Linked DNA regions of Homo sapiens: region 2 is linked to region 1. The links are chromatin loops, found by intact Hi-C in ENCODE. Cell type or tissue: left ventricle myocardium inferior. All regions are shown on one strand. Links, peaks and the distances in the headings refer to the core of each region. The heading gives the core; the rest is flanking DNA. Region 1 overlaps MED13L (mediator complex subunit 13L). Region 2 has its middle 35 kb from the start of MAP1LC3B2.

What was found. Hi-C counts contacts between places; a loop is a spot of excess contacts. Peaks named below come from ENCODE experiments on the same cell type or tissue, not always from the same donor. Only the 100,000 strongest peaks of a DNase experiment are listed, where the experiment ranks them.
Region 2: a loop joins it to region 1, with 6 times the contacts of the local background. A loop is called at or near these places in 78 of 110 quality-filtered maps.

What each region holds. Positions count from the first base shown.
Region 1 is chr12:115,986,713-115,995,844 of GRCh38, reverse strand. It overlaps MED13L (mediator complex subunit 13L), which reads left to right. Exons shown (of 31, transcript NM_015335.5): 17 at 3,888-4,825; 18 at 8,557-8,736. Among named protein-coding and RNA genes, the nearest start is that of LINC02463, 110 kb to the right of the region's middle. In left ventricle myocardium inferior, for the core only: no CTCF peak of the experiment used is centred there; no DNase peak of the experiment used is centred there.
Region 2 is chr12:116,589,657-116,598,788 of GRCh38, reverse strand. No RefSeq gene overlaps it. Among named protein-coding and RNA genes, the nearest start is that of MAP1LC3B2, 35 kb to the right of the region's middle. In left ventricle myocardium inferior, for the core only: no CTCF peak of the experiment used is centred there; DNase peaks (open chromatin) are centred at 4,328 and 6,468; H3K27ac peaks cover 1,256 bases.

The DNA of each region.
Region 1 (9,132 bases), core at 1,237-6,236:
GTACAGTATTTGATAAATTACACGAGATAGTCAGCACTTTATTGTAAAACAGGCTTTGAGTTAGATGATTTCCCCAATGGTAGGCCAATGTAAGTGTTCTGAATATGTTGAAGATAGGCTAGGGCCGGGTGCGGTGGCTCAAACCGTAATCCCAACACTTTTGGGAGGCCGAGGTGGATGGATTGCTTGAGCTCAGGAGTTTGAGACCAGCCTGGGCAAATGGCGAAACCCTGTCTCTACAAAAAATACAAAAATTTAGTTGGGCATGATGGTGTGTGTCTGTGACCCAGCTGCTTGGGAGGCTGAGGCAGGAGAATCACTTGAACTCACGAGGCGGAGGTTGCAGTGAGCCAAGATTGCACTACTGCACTCCAGCCTGGTCGACAGAGCAAGACCCTGTCACAAAAACAAACAGATAGGCTAAACAATGATGGAATCAGTTTTCCCTGTGATGAATAATTTCTTAATAAATAAAGTGATTTGATTGATAGAAAAGGCCACAAATTCAGATTTCTGCTGTGGTCAGGTAAGCAATATATAGATGAAATGGACAGGGTAAATGCAAAAGAGTTGGTACTACTGATGCTCAGCACCATTGTGCTGAGCTTAAGGAACCAATAAAACAAATTTGTGGTCCAGCCTCAGCCTCTGGGCTGCAAGTTTGTGACCTTCTGTAAAATCATCCTGATGAAGTTAATTTTAATGTCGTAACAAGACTTCCTGCTTGTGTATATAAAGTCAGTGTCAGAAAGAAAAACGGTGACAGAAAAGTACAGAGGAATCCTAGACTTAGGAAGCTACACTTGCAGTATTAATAAGACTGAAATTCCTGCCTTGCAAAAATTATATGCATGACCTTAAATGACCATTTTACGTGGGTCTTCCCTTTAAAATGGAGTAATCCTGCTCTGCCTCCCGCACAGGACTTCCACAATGCTTCAACGACTAATGACTGTAGAAGTACCGTGGAAATAACAATGCACCAGCAGTATAAAGAGTGTGCTGAAAAGCACCCTGAGCGCCTGGCTGGTGTGCTGCTGCTGTGCTCCGATTGTACTCTAGCTTACTCAGCTAGATCCTGGCACAACACACCTAGAACACCTTGGCGCATAAGGGGTTAGCTTAGCACATACAGTTGCCAATAAATGACATAGCAGTTTTAAGAACCCATTCAGCAGTTTAATCTCTTTCATACATACAGGTTTCCCCAAAAAGGTCACATGCAAGCTTTTGCTGTGTAATCGTTTAAATCATTTAGGTCATTATTTAGATCTATTACATCTTTCATTTGCCATCCCAAAGATTCTTTGTATTCTTAACTGGCTCTATTATACAACTTTATGTGATGAAGGTTTTGTTTTTGTTTTTGTTTTTGTTTTTTGGGGGGGTTTTTTGGAGACAGGGTCTCGCTCTGTCACCTGGGCTGGAGTACAGTGGCACAATCACAGCTCACTGCAGCCTTGACCTCCTGGGCTCAAGTGATCCTCCCACATCAGCCTCCTGAGTAGCTGGGACTACAGGCACGTGCCACCACACCCAGCTAATTTTTATGAAATTTTGTTGTAGAGTTTGTGTCTCCCTGTGTTGCCGACACTGGTCCTGAACTCCTGGGTTCAAGTGTTTCTCCTGCCTCGGCCTCCTAAAGTGTTGGGATTATAGGCATGAGCTACTGCACCTGGCATGTAGGTGATTCCTGTCTGCACTGTCCACTATGGCAGTCATCAGCTTCCTGCTGCAGGTGTTGACCACTTGAAATGTGGCTAGTGAGACCAAGACTGAATTGTTTTATGTTAATTAATTTAAATTTAGGACATGGGGACTGGTGGCTACCTTATTGGACAGTATGTTTCCAGCATATGTGTAATCCTGCTGTGGTCTCTGCTCGCCATCACCCTGGACTCCTCCTTTGTCACATGCAATACCCCTGCAATCATTTGCTTCATGTCTGCCATACTTGCTTATGAGCCACCTTTTGTTTCTCTTTTTCACTTTTGACTATCCAGCTTCTAGCGTAGGGTTGCTACTCAGTTCATTTTTATTAAATGGGAAAAATCAGATTACAAGATAAACCATTCTTACTACCCAGGGAGCAATTTAATTCTTTAGGTTTTCAGTTAGTACTCATAGTTCCTTTTCTGATCTGAACTGCGTAATAATTTTAGGGTTTTGTTGAACAGGAGAATTTGAAAGGAGTCCAGTTAGAGTAAAGATCGTTATTACACACTTAACTATTTTGGTCTCTAAGAGAGCAGTGATTGCCAATCAAGTTTTCTGGGTCATTTTTTTTTTTTTATCTGTACTCAAAGATACCACTGTGCCTCAGATTTAATATTTCTTTACAGTGCCTGATTTGGACTTTTAGGCTGGTAGTTTAGGCATAGCTAATTAAAAATCACAAGGAAATTATTTGAAGAGACATTTCTTTATGACGTGCTTCTTTCACATTATAAGTAACTGAATATGTAGTTTATTGGAGGAGCATTAGTTTAAGTACAGTATTAATATATATAAAAGGATATTAAAAAATTTTAAAAATATTCTTTTGATACCTTCTAAGTAGGAAGAATGGACTCATATGCTAATATACATATACATCTAAGAAAGTACAGTTGTCCCTTGGTATCCTTGGGGGATTGATTCCAGGACCCCCTCGGATACCAAAATCTGAAGATGCTCAAGTACCCTATATAAAATGGCAGAGTATTTCCTTGTAATTTACACAAATCCCTCTGTATACCTTAAGTCATCTCTGGATTACTTGTAATGCCTAATACAATGTAAATGCTATATAAATGTTGTACTTTACTGTTTTGATTTGTGTTTTTTAACTGTTGTTTTTTTTTTAATTGTATTTTTATTTTGATTTTCCATCTGTATATGGCTGAATCCACAGATGTGGAACTTGTGGCTATAGAGGGCCAACTGTATATCAAGAAAATGTTTTATGATAATGAAACAGCAGAACCTTGCAGACAGTGTTTTCTGCCTAGCTGTTCCAAAAAGAAGTCACTGCTTATGAGAAAGTAGATAACATAGCCCAGTCAGTCTTGGGCAACTAAAATAATTACACTATATGCAATGCATACCATATTGAAAAGTGAAAAATGAAGTGCTTACCACCCCACAGAAAGCTGCTGGAAGCTGGAAACTCTGATACAGTATGTGTACTTCTGTGCAACCACCTAATTAATACTGAGGCCTCTTAGCCGCATATGTAATATTTCTATCAGTTGTAGTATAGTACTGGTAAATGGGCTACCTAAAATATAATTCCCTCATGGTCACTCATTACTATAAAAATGTAAGCCTAGATAGGGCTGCATTTTGAAAATTAGAAAAATGTTAAATTTTCATGTGTATTTGATTATAACTACTTTGATATGATATATAGATTATAGCCTCAGAGAACAAGTACACTGGCAGACTTTGAATTTCAAAAAAAAAATGACAAAAATGTAATTGCAAATTAGATGGAAATTTCATCCTATGGTCCTCTAGCTAATTTAGTGTCTGCACTTATGGTTGAAGTTCCATTTAGTAGTTAACTTTTCAAATTACATTGACCAAACCCAGTACCATGTTTTCTTATAAAAATAGTAAAAGTTCCTTCAAGAGGTTAGGATGAGGATGCTTATATGTGGAATAAGTAGAAGGAAAGTGCTGTGTTGAATTATTCTTCATACCTTACTTTCTTCTTCTCTACACACTGCACTGACCTTTGTATCTTCTTTTTTTTTTTTAAGAGAAAATTAAATATACCAGTGTATCCCAGTGATAGCAGAAACAAATGATAAGAAATACACAGTACATGGCTGGGGTGATCATGTGTCTAGTTCAGCATCTGTGACATGCTGCCCTTCCTCACTTGGTGCCTTCTCTTTTTGTAGTAACGTGCCTAGTGTTGGGAGCCTAGCAGATCCAGACTATCTGAACACACCACAGATGAACACACCCGTGACGTTGAACAGCGCTGCCCCAGCCAGCAATAGTGGGGCAGGAGTCCTACCATCTCCAGCAACCCCTCGCTTCTCTGTCCCCACACCACGAACCCCCAGGACCCCAAGAACTCCCAGAGGTGGGGGCACTGCCAGTGGTCAAGGGTCTGTTAAGTATGATAGCACCGATCAAGGATCACCAGCCTCCACCCCCTCTACTACACGGCCCCTCAACTCTGTGGAGCCCGCCACCATGCAGCCAATTCCCGAAGCCCACAGCCTCTATGTTACCCTGATTCTCTCCGATTCCGTGATGAATATCTTTAAAGACAGAAACTTTGACAGCTGTTGCATCTGTGCCTGCAACATGAACATCAAAGGGGCGGATGTCGGGCTTTACATCCCCGATTCTTCCAATGAGGACCAGTACCGCTGTACCTGTGGGTTTAGTGCGATTATGAACCGCAAACTTGGCTACAATTCAGGACTCTTCCTTGAAGATGAGTTGGATATTTTTGGGAAGAATTCTGATATTGGTCAGGCTGCAGAGAGGCGCTTAATGATGTGTCAGTCCACCTTCCTTCCTCAGGTGGAAGGAACCAAAAAACCCCAGGAGCCACCCATAAGCCTTCTCCTCCTCCTCCAGAATCAACACACACAACCTTTTGCTTCACTGAATTTCCTGGACTACATTTCCTCTAACAATCGCCAAACTCTTCCCTGTGTAAGCTGGAGTTATGACCGGGTGCAAGCAGATAATAATGATTACTGGACGGAATGCTTTAATGCGTTGGAGCAGGGGCGGCAGTATGTGGATAACCCCACTGGTGGAAAAGTGGACGAAGCTCTGGTGAGAAGTGCCACTGTGCACTCTTGGCCTCACAGCAATGGTAGGTGTCCCAGAACACAAATTTACTTTGAGGAGTATCTTGGTATGATCATAACTTAAAAGCTTTCTTTACTGTATTTGACAAAAAATTTTAATTTCATGTCTTTCGGGGGAAAAAAAAGAACCTAAAGTGAGAGCTGTATTGATTTTATCCTAAACTTATGGACTGGGAGAATGTTTTATATTGAAATGCCTTTGGAGAAGAGTAATTGTTTTCTGAAATTTTCCTCTTGTAACTCATAAGTAAGCAGTCTATGTTGGGAACCTGTGACCGCTGAGTATCAGAGTCGTCAGGAGCTTACAGACTGATAATTTGCACACTCTTGCATGCTTAAATCCACCATTCTTCCAGATCAAGTTTCCAAGGAACCTCTTCCATGAAGCCTTCTAGCCATTTCCAGAGTCTCTTCTCCCTTCTCTGTTTTCCCCCTTTGTTGTATCACTTATAACAAAATCACATTTTACTTTGCATTGTGGTTACTGGGGCATATAACTGGTTGTATTATTAAAAGCTCCAGTGAAGTTGGGCTGTAAGAGTGCCAAGCAACTTGCTGTTTCCTTTTCTTACTCATTCACTGCCTAAACTGCAATGCATCATGGGGGATAAAATGGTTACTGAAAGAAACAAGGCACTTACCCTCATGGACTTTCTAATCTATTCTGGAAGTGGACATCAATTAAATAATTACACAAGCACGCATATTATTACAACCCATTTTATAAGTGATAAAAGCATGGGATAGACGGGGCACTCTAGGCTGAAGGTCAGAGAAGACTTCGTTGTAGAAGTAGTAACATTTGCTCAGAGATCTCAATGATGAGTACACATTAACTGAGGAAGGAGAATGGGGAGCGAGGCATGTGTCCCAGACAGGAGGTGCTGCAAGTGGGAAGGCCCTTGGTTGTATGGAGCTTGGGGCCTTTAGAAACTGACGCGAGGTTAGAAGCATGCAGGGGCTAGATTACAGTGACTCTTTAGAGGCATGCTAGGGGTTGGGTCTTCCTGCAAAAAGCAATACAAAGTCATTGAAAGGTTTTAAGAAGAAGCACTGATGTCAGATTTGTGTAGTTAAAAAGGAAAAATAACAATGTGCACTGGCTATAATTCTGGGTATGGATTAGAAAGTGGCAGGAATGGATTTGGGGAGACAAGGAGGTTAGTGAGGAAGACCTAGTAAGAAACAATAGCTTGCCTTAGTGTCCTTGTGAAGAAGGTGGAGAAGAAATATTATTGCAGGACTCAATAGTGAGTTGAGTTTTGGGGATAAGGGAAAGAGAGATGTTGAGGAGTCCCAGATTTGTTACTTGTATACCTGGATAGTCAGTGGTGTTCAAAGATAAGACTATATCTGGAGAGAAAGTTTATAAATTGAGTTGTGGAAGTTTGGAAGTTTTAAAGATCCCTTTTGATATATCCAGGTAGAGGTATCAAGTAGACTCTTGGGCCTTTTGCTCAGGGGAGAGGGAGTGGTTGGCATATAGGTGATAACTTCAATTAAGGGGGCACAGATGAGCTCATTGAGGAGGAGGAGAAAAGTATAGACGAGAAGAGGACCTGGTAGAGCTTAGCTACATTCTGACGGGTATAGGTGAGGCAGAGAAGCGTGAGCCTATCAAGCAGAGAAGGAAGAACCATAGAGGGGGCTTTTGGAAGCCAGGGGTAGCCAGTGTTTCAAGAAAGAGGAAGTGATTGACAGGCATTAAAATGCAAGTGAAGATTTTAAGATAAGGATTAAACATGTCTTCTGACCGTGGTGAGAGCTGTTTCTGTAGAGTGGTGGGAGCAGAGGCCAGACTGGAAGGGTTGTGTGAATGATGTGCGAACCCGGCTTCTGAACAACTCTCAGTCTTGCAGGGAAGAAAGTTATATAAGCTTCTTAAATACAGTTTGAAATCTGAAGTAATTAAAAGTATGTCCAGAGGTCAGTAGAGTATGGGGAGTGATGGGTATTTTCTGACTAGGCCAATCAAGGAAGCTTTCATGGAGGTAGAGATGACTAAGAAAGCATTAAAGGGTTATGCTCATTTGTATAACTGCTTAGGTTCAAGCACAGTGCCTTATACTTAAGCAGACCCTTAATCAGTTTCTACTGAATGAATTTATGAAGTGAAGAAAATGCAGCCTTTCCCCTAAAGAAATGTGGATGATCAGCTTGGGTGAGTCCTTTTACTAGATAGGCCTTCGGACAGAAAAGCAGTCTGTGTGCATGAATCAGTGGTGTCGTCTTTCAGGATGAAAAATAAGACATTTTATTGCAGGGGAGGTCTGGGTTTCAAATTTTAAGATGCCTAAAAGTACCAGATAATGTAAATGAATGTGATGGGAGACATTTGCAAAAGGCAGTGCCTTAAGCTGTCTTTTCAAAACTCACTTTCTATTTTGCAGGCACAGGAATAGGGTTCATAAGAAACGTGCTTGCTTTTAGTTTCCTCAAATCTGTGGTTCTCTTGGTCTGTGATTTCCTGCTTTTGATAGAGCCATTAATACAAGAAGTATTCACTGTTGTTGTTTACTATATGTAAAAAGAAGCACTGGCTGAAGATAAAAGGCAATGAAAACTGCATCAGACTCAGGACAGACAGCAGGGAAGGGGCCATGAGGTGCCTGAGAGGGACAGCTGCTCCTCAGCTCCAGCAAGTGGTGGTTATGCAGGAATATGGGTCTCCCAGTTCAAGGGAAGCTGGCAATCTAGATTTGTGTGTGAAATTTCCTGGAGTGATTTGTTCCAAAGTTTAACAAAATATTCTGTGGACCACCACTTTGCAACCTGTGTTTTACTGATTTAGGGACACGTTTGAAAATGTCTTAAGAATCCTTAATCATCCTGTGTTTCAAATTTAGTTGGCAGATAAATCTTAGATTTCTTTCCATGCCCCTTCCCTCATCAGCTAGAAGGGTAAGAGGGAGGCAGAGTCTTCAGGAATCCAGCTGTGCAGATTCACACCACATCACCTCCAGCGTCATTAGCTCTTTCTGCAGACCTTTTTAAGAATCTGATTTGCATGATGAACCCTCCATCCTGAGAAAAAAATACGTATGTCCAAGCGTGCTTGCACAGTTTTGCATGGAGTTCAGACAACTTTCAAATTTTAGGTTAGAAATCCCTCCCCAGGGCGACTGCTGGGACTAAAGTCATCTGCATTTAGAAGGCAGTGAATCCCATCCGTGCCTGCAGCGGACTTCGGTCCTTGAGGGCTTCAGCTGTGTTTCCCTGTGCCTCTGGCTGCACTGAAGATTGGCCTTCTCTTCATGCATTCTGTATTTTGTGAAAATATTTTTACAATTAGGAGCATTTAAAGAGTTTTTAAAAGCTTTTATTTAAGTTCCATTTTTTCCTACTTATCATATAAACAAAACATTGATATTTGCAAATAAAAGTAATAATTAAGAAACTTTTGCAGCTGTCTTATGAAAATCCTTGGAAACAGATTTCCATGGTTTTAAAAAGTCGCACCTATCCATTTTTCCACTTTTAAACAATTCTTCCATTAAACTTTTTTATATAGAGTAATCCATTTCCCCTTTTATTATTGTTGATACTAAATTATCAATTATTTTCTCTAATTTAGTAGAAGAATATCTTTCCTCCTGACTCCTAAGTCAAATATTTTAGAATCTACTACAGCTAATAACGTCATTGTTCTGAATATAACTGAGGCTCGAGGTGATGGTGAGGAAGAGGAGGGTGCTAGCCCCCTTATCTTCTCTGTTTCTTCTCACTTCTCTTCCAGTGCTGGACATCAGCATGCTCTCCTCCCAGGATGTGGTTCGTATGCTGTTGTCCCTGCAGCCCTTTCTCCAAGATGCCATCCAAAAGAAGCGCACGGGCAGGACCTGGGAGAACATCCAGCATGTGCAGGGACCACTCACTTGGCAGCAGTTCCATAAAATGGCAGGACGGGGAACCTACGGTAGGGTCTTTGTCCTGTTTAAAATTCCTTCTGACTTCAGTGCTGTTCAGTGAAGAGCAGCGTTAGTTACTGTCAAGTCCTTGCGTCACTAACAAAATAGGGGAGTCTTTTTCTTTGACCATTTAGTTTTATAATCTCTTTGTTTTCCTAAAGTTACTTTTGGAGTCAAGTTTCCTACCACCCTTGGCATAATCCAGGTCAGTGAGGAAGCTAATCCCTAAAAAGTGCATTTTTTAGATTCTCCTCATTTTCCCAATCCTCACTGCATTTTCATCTGGATGGACTTCTGGGCCAGTTCTGTCTACTTCATCATAGTCAGAATCATAATGCTTATCTTGAAGGAAATGATGTAGTGCTGCTTGGAAAGTTAATTTTAACTTGTTCTAGTCTGCCCTC
Region 2 (9,132 bases), core at 2,375-7,374, 600 kb before region 1:
GAGGAAAAGTCACAGTGAAAATATTGCCAATCAGTCATGAAGATGGTTAGGATTATGTTTTCTCTTTACCCAGAGAGCCAAGGCCAGGAGTTTAACTGGGACCACATAAAGGAAGAAGCAGCGGCTTTGAGTCTGGCTTGGTTTGGGGTAAAGACTCCTGGCTCAGTCACAATGCAGTGGTGCCATTGAACGAGATGCGTATCTCCCTGGGTTTCAATTTCCTTATCTGTACAAGGGTGGTGGGCTGGGGGAGGTCAGGAATCATTAACTGAATGCCTATAGAGTCAGACATAAGATAAGGGAGTGAAGTGGGGGATGGGTCCGAGGGCGTGGTTGCCTCTCAGTCCCAGCTGCTCATGGCCTGGAAGGAATTGGGACAGTATTGCCAGATGTTTAAGAAGCCAGGAATCTGGAGTTTTATGAGACATGGTCCAAGCTGTAAAACAATGCAGGTCAGACAAAACAGGTCTGTGGGCTGCATCTGGTTCTCAGACCTCGGTGATTCCAGAACTTCATGGGATTACGTTCAGGAATCCCTGGAGACCCTGCCTCTCTCACTGTTCCATGATGAGACCCAAGTCCTTGCCTATATTCCATGTCCTTACCTCTCTGCCTTCAAAACCCTCTCCAGTGCCACTGATTCAGAGACCTCATTCCTGTCCCCTGCCCTCCATAAACCCAGGCAAAAATTCTTTCTTCTGTGCTCATACAGCACCACATATACACTCATAGAACTTAGGACAATTACCTATTAGCATGAATGTCTAGAGATGGGAGCCTGTATCTTTGTCATCTCCAGCACACTGCCTGGTACATAATAGGTATAAAAGAATGTATGAACCAACCTGAAGGTTTAATTGATTTTCTTGGTTTTAGTTTATTCTCAGTGACAATAGCTTTATTCTTTTCTAATTATATAATTCATGTTCATTGTAAAAACTTTCAAACAACCCAGAAAAAATAACTCTGATAACTTTGTTTTCTGGATGTGCTCAGTGTAAAAAACTTCATTAATACAGAAAAATAAAGGAAGAATTAAGTCACTGAAACTTATCACCATGTGTTTTTTCCTGTGTGTGTGTATGTATGTATATACATTTAAAATGATAAGACCATCTAATATATAAAATTTCATATTGTATTTCTTCTTTTTTTTGAGACAGAGTCTCACTCTGTCACCCAGGCTAGAGTACACAGGTGCGATCTTGGCTCACTGCAACCTCTGACTCCTGGGTCCAAGCAATTGTCCTGCCTCAGCCTCCCAAGTAGCTAGGATTACTGGCGCCTGCCACCACACTCAGCTAATTTTTTGTATTTTTATTAGAGACGGGGTTTCACCATGTTGCCCAGGCTGGTCTCGAGCTCCTGACCTCAGGTGATCTGCCCACCTTGTCCTCCCAAAGTGCTGGGTGCTGGTGGCTCACTCCCAAAGGGCATGAGCCACTGCATCCCGCCTGTATTTGTTTTCAACATTACATTTTAAGCATTTAAAAAAATTGTTTAAGGCCAGGTGTGGTGGCTTATGCTTGTAACCCCAGCACTTTGGGAGGCCAAGGCAGGTGGATCACTTGAGGTCAGGAGTTTGAGACCAGCCTGGCCAACATGCTAAAACCATATCTATACTGAAAATGCAAATATTAGACAAATGTGGCAGCACACGCCTGTAATCCCAGCTACTCGGGAGGCTGAGGTGGAAGAATCACTTGGACCCGGGAGGCAGAGGTTGCTGTGAGCTGAGATCACTCCACTGCACTCCAGCCTGGGTGACAGAGTGAGACTCCATCTCAAAAAATAAAAATAAAAATAAATAAACAAATAATTTATTTAATATTTTGGGAAAATTCATTTTATTGTCTGGATAATAATCCGTTATATAGGTATATTATAAATTATCTAATCACTGAATTGGAAATCCCTCATAGGGCCAAGCATATGGTAGGTACTCAATAACTATTTGCTGAATGAATTAATGAATGATTGAATGGATGGATGGATATATTGATGGATGCTGTCTTGATCATAAGTCAGTTGAACAGAGAAGGGCCATCCCCTTCCCCTTTTCTTTTTGCTAATATAAATAGCACTGCAATAAATTTCCTTGCACCTAGACATTTGATTATCTCTCTGATTATTTCTTTAGAAAAACTTCCTAAAAGTAGGTTTAATGGGTCAAAGGGTATGGCTTGAGACTCTTGGTACGAATTTCCAAATTGCTATTGAGAAAGGTTATACCAATTAATATTCCTATAAATACTATATTGGGGTCTTCCTTTCTGAACACTTTGCAAACTAAGTGAATTTTTTAATTAAAAAAAAACTTTGCTAATTTGGTATCTATTTATTTAAATTTGCATTTATTTGATTATTAGTAACTTTGAATCTTTTCCACATTATTGGCCATTTGTATGACTCTTGAAGATCTGCATTTCTGATGGTAGAAATTTTTTTACCTGCAGGGAATAAGGTTGGGCTAAAGACATTTTCAGCAGAAAGCTATTTTCCCAGTATCTTTTAGATTACAACAGGCTTCACCCTTGTCCATGAAAACAGTCACCAGCCCCTCCCTGGTCAGGTGCTGTGCTTGGTGCACACATCATCTTTCGACTACCCTACAAACTAGATACCACTTTAATTTAATTTGCAGTCTCAGATCTGTCTAACTCCAGCACGTTCATCCCTATGCTACATTGTCTCTCAGTTCTGAAGCTCATCCTGAAATGCAAAAGGCTCATGATCAGTAAGACCATTCATCCATCCATCCATCTCCCCACCAATCCATCCATCCATGCATACATGCATCCATCCATTCATCTGTCCATCCATCTATCCATCCACTCTTCCATCCATCTACCCTCTCAGCCATCTACCCATCCACCCATTTACCTATTCAACCATCCATCCATCCCTTCCATCCCTTCATCCATCCATCCATCCATCCATCCATCCATCCATCCATCCACCCACCCAGCCACCTATCCTCCTACCCATTCACTTATTTTCCTTTTCATCCATTTGTCCATCTACCCATCCAACCATCCTCCCACACATCCATCCATCCATCCATCCATCCATCCATCCATCCATCCATCCATCCACCTATCCATCCATCCACCCATCCACCTCTCCACCCCTCCAATCATTCACTCATTCATTCAGCAAACAACTACAGAGTACCTACCACATGCTTGTACCTGGTCTTGTTTTACTGTGAGGCTAAGCCTAGAGCAGTTCTGTGGTCTCTCTGCAGGGTGGTTCCTCCAGGGGCCAGTGGCATGTGGAGGGCATGCAAGGAGAGTCTGGAGATGGGACTCGGAATGTGGGCTCAGGATTCCTGGACAACCACTGTTGGAACCTTTAGCAGGAATTGCAACATATTTGGCCAGGGTTAGGGGTACAGTTTGTGGCTGAAAAACAGAGTTTTCTCTGAATAAGTCAAACTAGCCTGCCTGGGATCAAATCCATGAGGGCTGGACAATCTGGTCTCAGCAAATTAAAACAACATGGGCACCAGCCAGCTACATTTTTGAAAACAGTGTTTTTGTTGTTTTAATCAAGGACACCCTTCCCACCCTCCATAACAAACTCTGAATTGAAATGGGGGAGAATTTATAAGAAAATAAAACAATTCTTTGGTATTCTGGCACAAACTCATTTTCCTTCTCATCAGCTCCACAGTGTAAGTGCCTCTCTATATCTTATTTTATTCTGCCCGCAGGCTTATGGGGATTAATGAGTCCATGCCAAGAGACCATCTTGAGTGGCACAAGAGAAATTCCATTTGTAGCTGAAGCCCACCTGTTGCATTCTCTCCACAGATGGAGGGTCCCTCTTAGGGTCCTCCAGGGTCTATGTCCCCATGGTGACTGCGGACAGCCCAAGGGGCGGCTCAAGCCCTAGGCTGGGTCTGTGTATCAACCATGTCTTTTGTTTTCTGTATTCTGATGCTTTGACATCTTGGGGCCTTGGTGACCCTGGAAGGACTTCCCCTCCCAGAGCTGTCCAATTCCTGGAGAAAGTGAACAGGTCACCGGAGAGCATGCCTTTCAAATGCAAGCCAATCCCTCCAGAAACCCTACCCCCAGCAGCCTATTTTATTAGACTTTCATAATCTTGGTCACTACCTACCTGCCATAGTCACCCCAGAGCCAGGAACCAGACAACTAAGGGACAGCCCCTATACCTCCAGAGCCTGCTGAAATTATTCAAACGAGCCAATCCTAAACCCACTTACCCTGCCTTGCTTATTTTTTCCTGGGGAAACCACAGTAAAGGCGCTGGCCCATGTTTCCCCACCTCCCCTGCCTCCTGCCCCACCCTAGTGCTGCCTCGTGCAGCCCTGCGTGGTGTGCCATGCTTCCTGTTTTAGGCATCTGTGGACATCATCAACTTCTTCCTTCGTGACAGTCGTTTCCGTGTCTGTGTGTCTTACCAGCCTCGATTAAAACAGATTCCGGGTACCCTTAATGAAGTCTACTCTTTCTGTCTGGGTCTGAGGCAGGTCACTGTGCTCTCCCAGCTACAGCCTCCTCTTCCATGAAATGGGGACAGGGACATCCAGTGGTTGTGAAGATTGAGTAGGTAACAGAAGTGACTTCCCAACAAAAGAAGCCCCTCCCAAGTCCCTCCTTATCTGGCCTGCGTTGTTATTTTAAATGACATTTATTTGCGTTTGAAACAACTTATTGGCCAGGCGCGGTGGCTCATGCCTGTAATCCCAGCACTTTGGGAGGCCGAGGCAGACAGATCACAAGGTCGGGAGATCGAGACTATCCTGGCTAACAGGGTGAAACCCCGTCTTTACTAAAAATACAAAAAATTAGCCAGGTGTGGTGGTCGGTGCCTGTAGTCCCAGCTACTCAGGAGGCTGAGGCAGGAGAATGGTGTGAACCCGGGAGGCAGAGCTTGCAGTGAGCCAAGATGGTGCCACTGCACTCCAGCCTGGGCGGCAGTGCAAGACTCTGTCTCAAAAAACAAAAAACAAAAAACAAAAAACGTATTTATTTATCTCTTTGCCCACTTCTCTCTACTAGAAAGAAGGCTTTTGTTCATTGCTGGGCACTTAGGACCTAGAACAGTGTTTGGCACATAGTAGGTGCTCATTTAACAGTCAGTATGACATGCTCATGAATGTGGCTGGCATTTAGATGTGCATTTATTTTATTTTATTTTGAGACAAGGTCTTGCCCTGTCCCCCAGGCTTGAGTGCAGTGGAACAATCATATCTCCCTGCAGCCTCTACTTCCCAGGCTCAAGTGATCCTCCCACCTCAGCCTCCCAAGTAGCTAAGACTACAGGGTTGCACCACCACACCTGGCTAAGTTTTGTTTTTTTATTTTTATTTATTTATTTATTTTTTTGAGACGGAATCTCGCTCTGTTGCCCAGGCTGGCGTGCAGCGGCACGATCTCGGCTCACTGCAACCTCTGCCTCCTGGGTTCAAACGTTTCTCCTGTCTCGGCCTCCCGAGTGGCTGGGACTACAGGTACATGCCACCATGCTGGCTAATTTTTGTATTTTTAGTAAAGACGGGATTTCACCGTGTTAGCCAGGATGGTCTTGATCTCCTGACCCCGTGATCCGCCTGCCTCGGCCTCCCCAAGTGCTGGGATTACAGGCGTGAGCCACTGCGCCTGGCCTATTTTTTTAATTTTTAGTAGAGACGAAGTCTTGATATGTTGCCCAGGCTGGTCTCAAATTCCAGAGCTCAAGCGATGCTCCTACCTCACCCTCCCAAAGTGTTGCGATTACAAGCATGAACCACTGTGCCTGGCCCATTTCTTTCTTTTTTTCTTTAAGACAGAATCTCGTTCTGTTGCCTAGGCTGGAGTGGTGCAATCATGGCTCACTGCAACCACTGCCTCCTGGGCGGTGCCTCCTCTTACCTCAACCTCCTGAGTAATTGGAACCATGTGCACGAGCCACCACATGTGGCTAATTTTTGAATTTTTTTGTAGAGACAGGTTCTCACTATGTTGCCCAGGCTGGCCTTGAACTCCCGGGCCCAAGCAATCCTCCTGCTTCGGCCTCTCAAAGTGCTGGGATTACAGGTGTGAGCCACTGGCCCAGGCCTAAATGTACATTCTTATTGCTGTCCTTCCGTCTTAGTCTTTTGGGATCTCCTCGTGTTAACTTGTGTGCATTCGGGCCCTTTACAGATTGGAAGCCGTTCGGGGAGGTTCTTATCACTTTTGCTGGCCTATAAAGTGTCCTACTTGTGCACAGGCCCTCAGAACACTTTGTAAACATTAACTTTGTAAATAGCATGCTTTGTGTGCAGCAGCTGGGGCAGGATTTGCTGAAATAAGATGGTTCTGAATAAGGCCAAACCTGTTCTGGAAGGGAGTGGGAGGTTTAAGCACAGAGACCTCAGAGGCCACTGGGCCATTTGCCCAGGGATGTCCAGCCAGCGGCTTAGGGTGGCAGAGATTCCTGGAAGACCGCCCCTCCCTGCACCCCAGGAACGCCTCCCTTTGCCGGGCAGCCCCTGCCCTGGAGTGAGTATTGTTTTGCTCCTTTGGCAGAACTTCCTGGATCAAGTTAAGAAAGTTCGTCTGGCTGCCAGAAGGTTTCTTGTGTGGATTTATTGAGCCCCCACTGAGCAGAGGCGTCGAGGCTGTGAGTTGTAAGACACTAACACTCATTCATTCAGTGGATCCTTTTGAGCATCCCCTCTGATCCAGGTGCTGGAGATACAGGGGCAAGGAGACCAACGAGGGAACAGTGACTCTCACAGAGGAGGTACTTGGCTCAGCATAGACAGCACAGGGTCTGCGGGAGCCAGAAAGGAGGGCTGAGTTCAGACAGGCTTCTTGGAGGAGTCATGCTTCTGTTTATACCCAGGAGTCTTTAAGTTGAAGTTTATAAAACCTCAACTCAAACAGGCTTAAGCCTTAAAGAGAATGCATTGGATCACAGAATGAGTAAAGCCAGGAGTAGGTGGCTTCAGGCACAACTGGATCAAGGGGCTTAAATGAAAATTCCATCTCTTGGTTCTGTCTTTCTCAGTGGGTTGACCTCATTTCCTCCAACAACAGGTAGGATTCCCCCGACTTGGTTTAAAAGATAAGAACTGAAGCTCTCAGCTCACATTCTTCTTCTTCCTTTTTTTTTCTTTTCTTTTTTTTTTTGATTTGCTCTGTCACTCAGGCTTGAGGGTAGTGGTGTGATCTCAGCTCACTGCAACCTCCACTTCCCAGGTTCAAGCGATTCTCGTGCCTCAGCCTCCCAAGAAGCTGGGATTACAGGCATGCGCCACCATGCTTGCCTATTACTATTATTATTATTATTATTTTTAGTAGAGATGGGGTTTCGCCATGGTGGCTAAGTGGTCTCAAACTCTTGACCTCAAGTGATGTACCTGCCTCAGCCTCCCAAAGTGCTGAGATTACAGGCATGAGCCACCACTCCCAGCCTTTCTCTTTCCATTTTTTTGCTTACTTAACTAACACTTACTGAGTGGTGAACAAGAAAATGTGCAACAGTTTATCCTACAGATAAACTTACCTATGTGCCAAAGACACAAGAACGTTCATTATAACATTGTTGCCGGGCGCGGTGGCTCACGCCTGTAATCCCAGCACTTTGGGAGGCTGAGGCAGGTGGATCACGAGGTCAGGAGATCGAGACCATCCTGGCTAACCCAGTGAAACCCTGTCTCTACTAAAAAAATACAAAAAATCAGCCAGGCATGGGGGCGGGTGCCTGTAGTCCCAGCTACTCGGGAGGCTGAGGCAGGAGAATGGCATGAACCCGGGAGGCGGAGCTTGCAGTGAGCAGAGATTGCGCCGCTGCACTCCAGCCTGGGCAACAGAGCAAGAGTCCATCTCAAAAAAAAAAAAAAATCGTTTATACTAATCAGGGACTGGAAATAGCTTAAATATCCACCAACAAGGGACTGGTTATATAAATAATGAACTGTAGTGTCCCCATACACCATAGGCTGGACAGCCTTTACAGAGAATGAGTTAGAGCTACATCAATGCTTCTCACCAGGGGGTGACTTTACTGCCCCAGGGGACATTTGGCAACATCTAAAGACATTCTTCACTGTCACAACTTAGCAGGGTGCTACTGGCATCTAGTGGGTAGAAGCCAGGGATGCTCCTCAATATCTTACAGTGCACAGAACAGACCCACAACACAGAATTATCCAGACAAGGATAAGCACCAGATTTGTACTTATAATACAGAAATCTCTAAGATATGTTAATTTTTTAAGAAACACAGTAGAAAAATCATAAATATACTAGATGACCATTTGTGCAAAACAAGAATCGTATCTCTATATGGGTGTATATATGTGTAGAACACTCTGGAAGAATAAATAAGAACATGGGGAGCTGTGTCTTCTGAAGGGCCTGGGGGAGAGGTATGGGACAGGAATGTATTTTTCCTATACAGCTTTTTGTACTGTTTGGATATTTTTAAACCACATACTTTACGTGTATTCTTTAAAAAGTTAAAACAGAGGGGGCGCGGTGGCTCACGCCTGTAATCCCAGCACTTTGAGAGGCCAAGGTGGGTGGATCACCTGAGGTCAGGAGTTCGAGACCAGCCTGGCCAACATGGTGAAACCCCATCTCTACTAAAAATACAAAAAAATTAGCTGGGCGTGGGGGCACATGCCTGTAATTCCATCTACTTGGGAGGCTGAGGCAGGAGAATTGCTTGAACCTGGGAGGTGGAGATTGCAGTGAGCCGAGATTGCACCACTGCACTCCAGCCTGGGTGACATAGTGAGACCCCGTCTCAGAAAAAATAAAAAATAAATAAAAAATAAATAAATAAAAAGTTGAAATATAAAAAGTATAGACATTCAGCCAGATTCACCCACATTCATTGCTTGTCCGCTTCCTAACACCCCACGCAGTTGCAGTCGCAAAAGATCTTAGAGATCTTCTAATCTTAGGAGTCATCAAAGAAGTTGTGGAAGTGCTGGATTAGACGCATTTAAATGGGTCTTTACGGGAGGACTTCTTAGAGCCTTTAATACGATAGTGTGCATGATGGATCTCAGAGGAGTACAGTATGCAGAATTAGCAAGCGTCCTTGACTCCTGGATTAGTCTCCTAGGGCTGCTCTAACCAAATGCCACACATTGGAGGTGCGCGAGCTCTAAACAACAGAAATTTA